Linked DNA regions of Homo sapiens: regions 1 and 3 are each linked to region 2. Evidence: chromatin loops called from intact Hi-C (ENCODE). Cell type or tissue: A673. All regions are shown on one strand.

What was found. Hi-C counts contacts between places; a loop is a spot of excess contacts. Peaks named below come from ENCODE experiments on the same cell type or tissue, not always from the same donor. Only the 100,000 strongest peaks of a DNase experiment are listed, where the experiment ranks them.
Region 1: a loop joins it to region 2, with 4 times the contacts of the local background. A loop is called at or near these places in 26 of 110 quality-filtered maps.
Region 3: a loop joins it to region 2, with 8 times the contacts of the local background. A loop is called at or near these places in 5 of 110 quality-filtered maps.

The regions. Positions count from the first base shown.
Region 1 is chr6:20,057,604-20,060,103 of GRCh38, forward strand. No RefSeq gene overlaps it. Among named protein-coding and RNA genes, the nearest start is that of MBOAT1, 150 kb to the right of the region's middle. In A673, CTCF peaks have their summits at 1,416 and 1,620; no DNase peak of the experiment used is centred here.
Region 2 is chr6:18,733,367-18,735,866 of GRCh38, forward strand. No RefSeq gene overlaps it. Among named protein-coding and RNA genes, the nearest start is that of TRQ-CTG1-1, 100 kb to the right of the region's middle. In A673, no CTCF peak of the experiment used is centred here; a DNase peak (open chromatin) is centred at 955; H3K27ac peaks cover 2,433 bases.
Region 3 is chr6:18,529,091-18,531,590 of GRCh38, forward strand. The region is part of intron 1 of MIR548A1HG (MIR548A1 host gene); the gene reads left to right. Among named protein-coding and RNA genes, the nearest start is that of MIR548A1HG, 7.6 kb to the left of the region's middle. In A673, no CTCF peak of the experiment used is centred here; a DNase peak (open chromatin) is centred at 1,311; H3K27ac peaks cover 2,317 bases.

The sequences.
Region 1 (2,500 bases), 1.3 Mb after region 2:
GACCAGGAGCCCTACTGCACGATCTAAGGTGTTAACTCAATTCTGTGCTAGACCGTTGCCTTGGTTTCCCCCACAGTCATTGCAGCAGCGGGCTACATGGCATCTCTGCAAATTAAAGAAGTGCACGGAAAGGAGAAAAGCCAACTGTTTTGACCAAATCGCAGACAGTGCTTTTCCTCATCCACCAGACATGAGAACCAATGGAGGCAAATGGAAAAAAACACATCCTTCTTAGAAATCTTGTTTGGGCCGGGCGCAGTGTCTCGCGCCTGCAATGCTGGCACTTTAGGAGGCCGAGGCAGGTGGATCACCTGAGGTCAGGAGTTTGGGACCAGCTTGGCCAACATGGTGAAACTCCGTCTTTACTAAAAGTACAAAAATTAGCCGGGCATGGTGGTGCGCGCCTGTAATTCCAGTTACTCGGGAGGCTGAGGCAGGAGAATTGCTTGAACCCGGGAGGCGGAGGTTGCGGGGAGCCGAGATCGCACCACTGCACTCCAGCCTGGGCGACAGAGCAAGACTCTGTCTCTAAAAAAAGAAAAAAATGAAAAGAAAAATATCTTTTCGTTTTGAATGGGGAAGCCCCTGGTGCAGAAATGTCTTTGGTACTGGTGATAATCTGGGCCTGTGAGTGCTAAATTGATTCTCTGTCCTGCAGGGGCTGAATATCAAGGAACAAATGCATTAATCATGGGAGAGCCTGTGTGCCAACGAGCATAAAGACCACTGCACCCAGCAGCGGCGATTGCGTGAACCTTTCCACAGACCACACGCTCCGAAGTAGCTCTCTGAAGTCTCATTACTGAATGTGTAGGGGAGGGATGGGGGGTTGCATCTGACTTTCACTGAAATGTGCATTTAGAAATAAGTGTATTTACATTTAGTTTTATGTTTAAAAAGGGGGGTAGGGATGGGGAATCTTTGGGCCACAGTCATTATAGATGAAACAAACACACGGACACAGATAACACACACGCGCACATGCACAAAAGCTTTCGGGGAGAAACAGAAAATAATGTTTTGCAATTACAGTCCACAGCTGCTGCAGTTCCAGTGTGCGTGTGCTACACAGGTGCGGCCATTATAACAATGAATAGCGCACATTAAACGTGCCATCCATAGGGGTAATAATACTAGGGTTGAAAAGGTATTTTCATTTGCAACCTGATGTTAGGCAGAAAATAAAATAAGGCATTTCACAGCCAGCCTGATGGCTCGGCTACCACATGGGAGGCCCAAGCCTGAGATGAATCTGAGACCCTTATGTGTGTGTCTAACAGTGGGAACCTGGCCATGGTTCCTAGAGAGACCGTCAAATTTCTTTCTGTTCTAAAAAGCCTGCTGACCATGAAGTGGGGGAAACTGAGGCTCCACACAGTTTATCCAGTTAGCAGTATCAGCCAGCATGACATCTATCCCTGCCCAGCGCCTACTAGTGTCTGGATCCTAGAAATAGTGTTGGGGGAAAAAATACAGAGAGAGGTTCCCCCATGGGTGGGGAAGTAGAATGGCTCCCACAGAGAAGGAACCCTGGAGGAGGAAGTGGTTTTGAGACAGCTCCCCTTAGGCCCTGTCTCTGCACCATGCCATCACTAAGCTCTACCCCACAACTCAGCAATGTTCTTCCCTGGGACAGCCCCAGAAGGCTTGGCTCTAAGCCCAAAATAGCCGACCTGCTTTGCTCACCTCTCTCTTTAAAAGCCCAGCAGCAGAATGGGCCCTGTATCTCATTTCATTTACTTTCCACAGCTTCTCAAATCACTAAACTCTTCACTCTTGGTGGACAAATTCATCTTCAGGCAACCAAGACATTCATGAAGATTGGCAGTTGGAAAACGCTGGAAAAGAGACAGCTTTGGGTAGTGACAAGAGAGTGAGCTTTAGAATCAGAGGACAAAAGACCCCATCTCAGCACGGCCAGCTCTGTGATCTTGAACAAATTATTTAAACTCTCTGAACCTCTGCAAAATGAGGTTAATAGTATCTGCTGCATAGGGTTGTCGTAAGGCTCTAATGACACCAAGTATGTGAAAATACTTAACGCCAAGCTTGGAACTAGCAAGCACTAAATAAATAATAGAGATTATGAGAGTAACTTCCATTTCTTTATCTCATAATAGAGATTATGAGAGTAACTTCCATTTTCCTGAGTGGGTCTGTGAATAACTTCTAACCCATTCTCAGCAATAAAATGGAAATCTCTATCAAGAAAGGAGAAAAAAATGTACTACACATATTTCTCACAACCATAGAGGCAGCTTCAGACCAAACATTTCAGGAAGGCTGTTAGAAATGTGTAACGCTCTGCAGAATAATTGTTTTCATATTGTCTACTTTTAACAGTGGTAAAAGCAAACAATAAAACAAAAAATAATGCATGTTGTAGAGTGAATTTTAAAAAGCTGAGGATCCATCAGACCCAGGTGGGTGTTGGCGTGGCTCTCATGGACTGGGCATGCTTCCCCAGAGCCCAGGTGGAGGGCCGCCCACAGCTTGGAAG
Region 2 (2,500 bases):
AAATACTATTAACAGCTGTTGCCATTATTATTATTATCATCATTATTATTAAAGATAGGTGAGGCACACTTGCCAGAATATTTTGTATTAAGAAATATGTTAATACCAATAACAATTTGCTGGGGAGAGACTCCTACATGTAATGTTCTATACTGTCTAACAGAAAATCAGGTGTCAGAAAGCTAGTTTCTGAGCATCTGTTCAAAATACTTTGAAGTTATGTTACTTGGTGCATTCATATCATGGGTTGTTATGTTCTCCTGACTTTAACATATTCTGTGTGTTGAAGTCTTTTCCTGATAATAATATAACCATACTTTTTGGTTTCCAATTGTTTGGTATAACATTTTTTATTGTCTTACTGTCAGTATATGTGTCTCATATCTGTGATATATACTTACTAATGTGTTTCCTGTACAAAGCATATACATTTGGGGGCCTTTTTTTGTGATTTAGTCTGACAAACTCTGGCTTTTTATAGACTGTTTATTTCATTTACATTTAATGCAAATGTTGAGTTAAGTCTACCATTTTTCTATTTATACTATCTACTTTTGCTTTTTTTTCTGGTTTCTGTGGCAGAAGCAATTGTGCTTCATGACTTTCTATATGTCATAGTTAGATTCCTGGCACTGGAATGAGTATTTTGATTTAGAAAAAATTTTATTTTTTTCTCAGTGATATGTAAGCCTTTTAACATAATTCAATGAATTCCTTGTTTCAAGCACTATTATGTCTTAAGAAGAAAAGTTGTTATTGATTTTTGACCAGATTTTTCATAGTTGTTGACTAGAGAAAAATTCTCCTGTTTCTCCCAGTGTCCATTTAAAACCAATTTATCTCTTTGGAGACCCCAACTTCAAGTTATTTCCTAGGTTTTATGCTGCAACTATTTCCTTCCTTCCTTCCTTCCTTCCTTCCTTCCTTCCTTCCTTCCTTCCTTCCTTCCTTCCCCTCCCTCCCTTCCTTCCTTCCTTTCTTTTTTGGAGCAAAGTAGTGTTAAGAGACCATGTCTTTACTTAATGGGCATCTATTGGAGTCTACCCAAAACTAAAAAGATTGTGCAAATATATTATAATATTCCTGTGGAACAGATGATGAAATGTGAGATGTATAGTAATGAAACAAGGTGGTTTCATGGGCAATTCGGCAGCTTCATCTATTGTGTTCCCATAGAGATTGAGGTCAATCTGGACAGAGTCCTCTAGCTAAATGCCACTGAGCTTCTGTCTGGGTATGTCCCATTCATTATATTTTGAATTCAATAAATTAAAACAATACTTTAAAAAACATGTTTTTTTTTCTAACCTGTGGGAAATCTACCTGCATTTTAGGGGCATAACATGCTAGTTTAAAGAAATTTTTTTTGTAGGTACCTTGCATAGCATTAAAACTGATACTAAAAAAAGCAAATGCAAGTACTTTTCCCCTAATCATGTTCATCTTTACTCCCATTGGCACCCTTGGTTTTTGGGCTCAAGATTCAAAATTATTTTAATAGGTAAGAGGAATTGACATTGACCAGGTAAAATTTAAGTAGAAAAAGATAAAATTTGATATTTAAGAAATTATCTATGTAAATATTTTTAGCAAATGTATAGAGGTATAGATATAGAGAGAAATATGTAGATATACTTGCATATGCATACACACACATGTGCATGTGCACACACACAGAGAGATGCTTATCAGAAATACCTGAGATTTGTAGCTTTATCCAAATAAAAATAATTGGTTTGCAATCAAAACCAAACATGGGATTCAAGAGTTAAAAAAATCCTAATAAAGTGTTACAATGCACACATAAAAGCATACATAGTTCAGATCATGCAAGAATATCTGGGAATACCTGGAGTATTATAGCTGCCCTATTACTTTTATTTTATTGCAAAATGGAAAGTAAATAAAAAAGTAAGACTGGGATAGTTAAGACCAAAATCTATGTCATATACAGAATAATTGGGGAAAATAAAAATACTTATTGTGACAATCAGAAAACTTATAGGGAACATGAAAACATTGGAAGCCAAATACACGGTTTTATATAGACTATGCAGGCATGTTTTTTCCTGCTACTTTAGATGAGAAGTGATTTTTAGATTTTTCCCAAAGTATTCTTAGTGATACTTGTCAAATTTCTTTGAGAAGTCATATTTCATTAAAATATTATCCGAATTGTTTCATTCTATACCATAATGTGTTTGTGTTGGTATAATGTAAGAAATCTTTTCTCTTCATTCTCTTCATATCTTCAGGGCAGGGCATTTATATTTATCCTGTGCCATCAGGCATAGTCTCTGAAATGCACAAGCAAGTGCACCTAGGTATTCATACTATAGGGTGAGATGTGACCAATGGGCATGCATTCCCAAGAGTTATATTTTTTCATTTATTATTTTAAAAGATCATTCAAAACAAAAACTGAAATATAATTTTCTAAATATTGATTGTGTTTACTTGAAAATTTGAAAATGAGAGACCAGAGCCTGAATAGCCATTT
Region 3 (2,500 bases), 200 kb before region 2:
GGGATTTGAACCTAAGTCTGATGAAAACCCCCTGCCATTGCTCACAAAACAACACCTCCTTTTATAAAGGTGAAGACATAAGACCCAGAGAAGGGAAGCAACCTGCTTGAGATCACACAGTAAATAGGAATAGAGTAGGAACCGGATTCTAGATCTTTGGAGAACACATTCAATTTTTCTTTGCCGTACAGCACAGTGCACTCAAGACCGTTGTCATTTAAGTCCCAAATCCTCTTTTCTATATGTTAAATGTTCCTGTTTCCCCTCATTGTTATTCCAATGGTTTCTTTGCTGTCCTGTCATGTCCTCTGAGTGTGCTCTTAATTTGCTGCATCCTTTCTTTCTTTCTTTTTTTTTGAGACAGGGTCTCACTCTGTCACCCAAGATGGAGCGCAGTGGTGTGATCTTGGCTTACTGCAGCCTTGACCTCCCAGACTAAGGTGATTCTCCCACCTGAGCCTCTCGAGTAGCTGGGACCACAGGTGCACTCCACCATGCCTGACTAATTTTTTGTTGTTGTTGTTTGAGACAGAGTCTCGCTCTGTTACCAGGCTGGAGTGCAGTGCCACAATCTTGGCTCACTGCAATCTCTGCCTCCAGAGTTCAAGTGATTCTCCTGCCTCAGCCTCCCAAGTAGCTGGGACTACAGGCATGCCACCACGGCCAGCTAATTTTTGTATTTTTTGTAGAGATGGGGTTTTGCTGTGTTGCCCAGGCTGGTTTCGAACTCTTGAGCTCAAGCGATCCACCTACCTCAGCCTCCCAAAGTGCTGAGATTAAAGGCATGAGCCCATTCTTTCTAAATTATAAAACTCAGAATTCAAAACAGTGCTCTGTTTGAGTAGGAGAGAAGTCACTGAGACTGTATTTCCTGTCATTTGGACTTAATTTTCTATTAACATTGTCTAAGGTTGCATTAATATTTTAATATAATGTTGGCTTATTTCAAATATAAGGTCAAACATACCTCTTGTTCCTTTTAGTTTTATTTTTATGAAATATAAGAACAAGACAGAGTGGTCCTGTTATGTTCCTATCGATAGAAAAAAAATCCTCCCTATCTGATGAAGAGTCTTTCTGAATTGATAGTAACCTAGAATAAATTTCTGGGTTCTTAAGATATTCAAGGCATATGAACATGAAAATACTTGCATTTCTGGGATGATGATTGGATTCATTTTATATGTCAACATCCATGGTTGTTTTTGCTTTCCTATCAGAAATGCATGCTTGCTGTGTGTTGTAGACATTCATTGCTGTTTCCTTCCTGCCTATTATCTTTTGTCATAGCATGACTTTGACATCCTTTTAAAAAAGGCTATGTGCAGCCCAAGAGGAGCTGTTGATCAAAGGGGCCCTGTCCTTGTCTAGCCAAGAGTTGGGCATACGAAGCAATGCTCTTTGCCTCAGGACTAGAAATCCTGATTCTAGTGGTATGGAATGGAGAATTAGCAGTGACTGATTCATCCTGGTAACACCAATGCCTGACTTTTCAATATTTCCTTTGATCTGTGAGCCAATAATTTTTAAATATATATATGCATATATATAATTTTAAAAGTTAGAATCAGTTTCTGATGATTGCAGCCAAAGCAATCCTCACTCATACATCAATCTTTGGGATATATTTACTTTTTTTGAAATAGCCTTATCAGAAAGTTCTACCTTTTCATGACATAGCAGAATAGCTCATCTATCCAACAGAGTTTGTTAACCTATCTATCATAGAAACTTTTCAAACAATTTTTGGGATGACAGTTTTTAAACTATGTTTTCCACATCTAATACAATGGATGTGTGCTGAAAAACTAGTGAGAAGTGAAATTTCATAAACTGACTTTCCTAAGGGCAATTGCCGGTCAAAAAAAAAATCAACGTTGACATCCAATGTTGAATCATTTTGAATGCTAATCATCCATCTGTTTTATAAATTTAAAATTTGATGAATTTAGCTTTCTTTTTTTCCAAGAGGGAAGCATTCTCATGTTTTTAGTTAAATGCTAATTCATGTTTGAAACCTATTAATATATAGTTTTGGTGGCAATATTATATCTTTATTTAGGCTGTGTATCATAGGCATTAAACCATCATAGCAATGGGACCTTTTCAATTCTGTTTTTCTTACTGTGTTCTTATCTGCACACTGGGCATCTCTTTCATGTGGGAAAATTCCAAATTCATTTGTAGTTTTATTCCTGACTTTCTGAGCTTCAGGTTCACATTCTCAACTTTTTGCATGAAATATTCATTGGATTTTTCTAAAGGCATATACAGTTCCATGTGACATCCTCAAACCAAGTTCTTTATCTCAAAGGTCAGTATTGAGAATATCATTTGCTACATTATAAATCACCTCTTTGATGGTCCAAGGTGGAATTTTCTCCCTGTTTTCAGTACAGAGAAGAAATGAGCTTTTCCTAAGTCACTGACTTGCTCAGTTCTCACGGACCCTGTGGCTCTTCCAGAGTTGTGACTATTAATACAAAGACTCTTTGAGCCA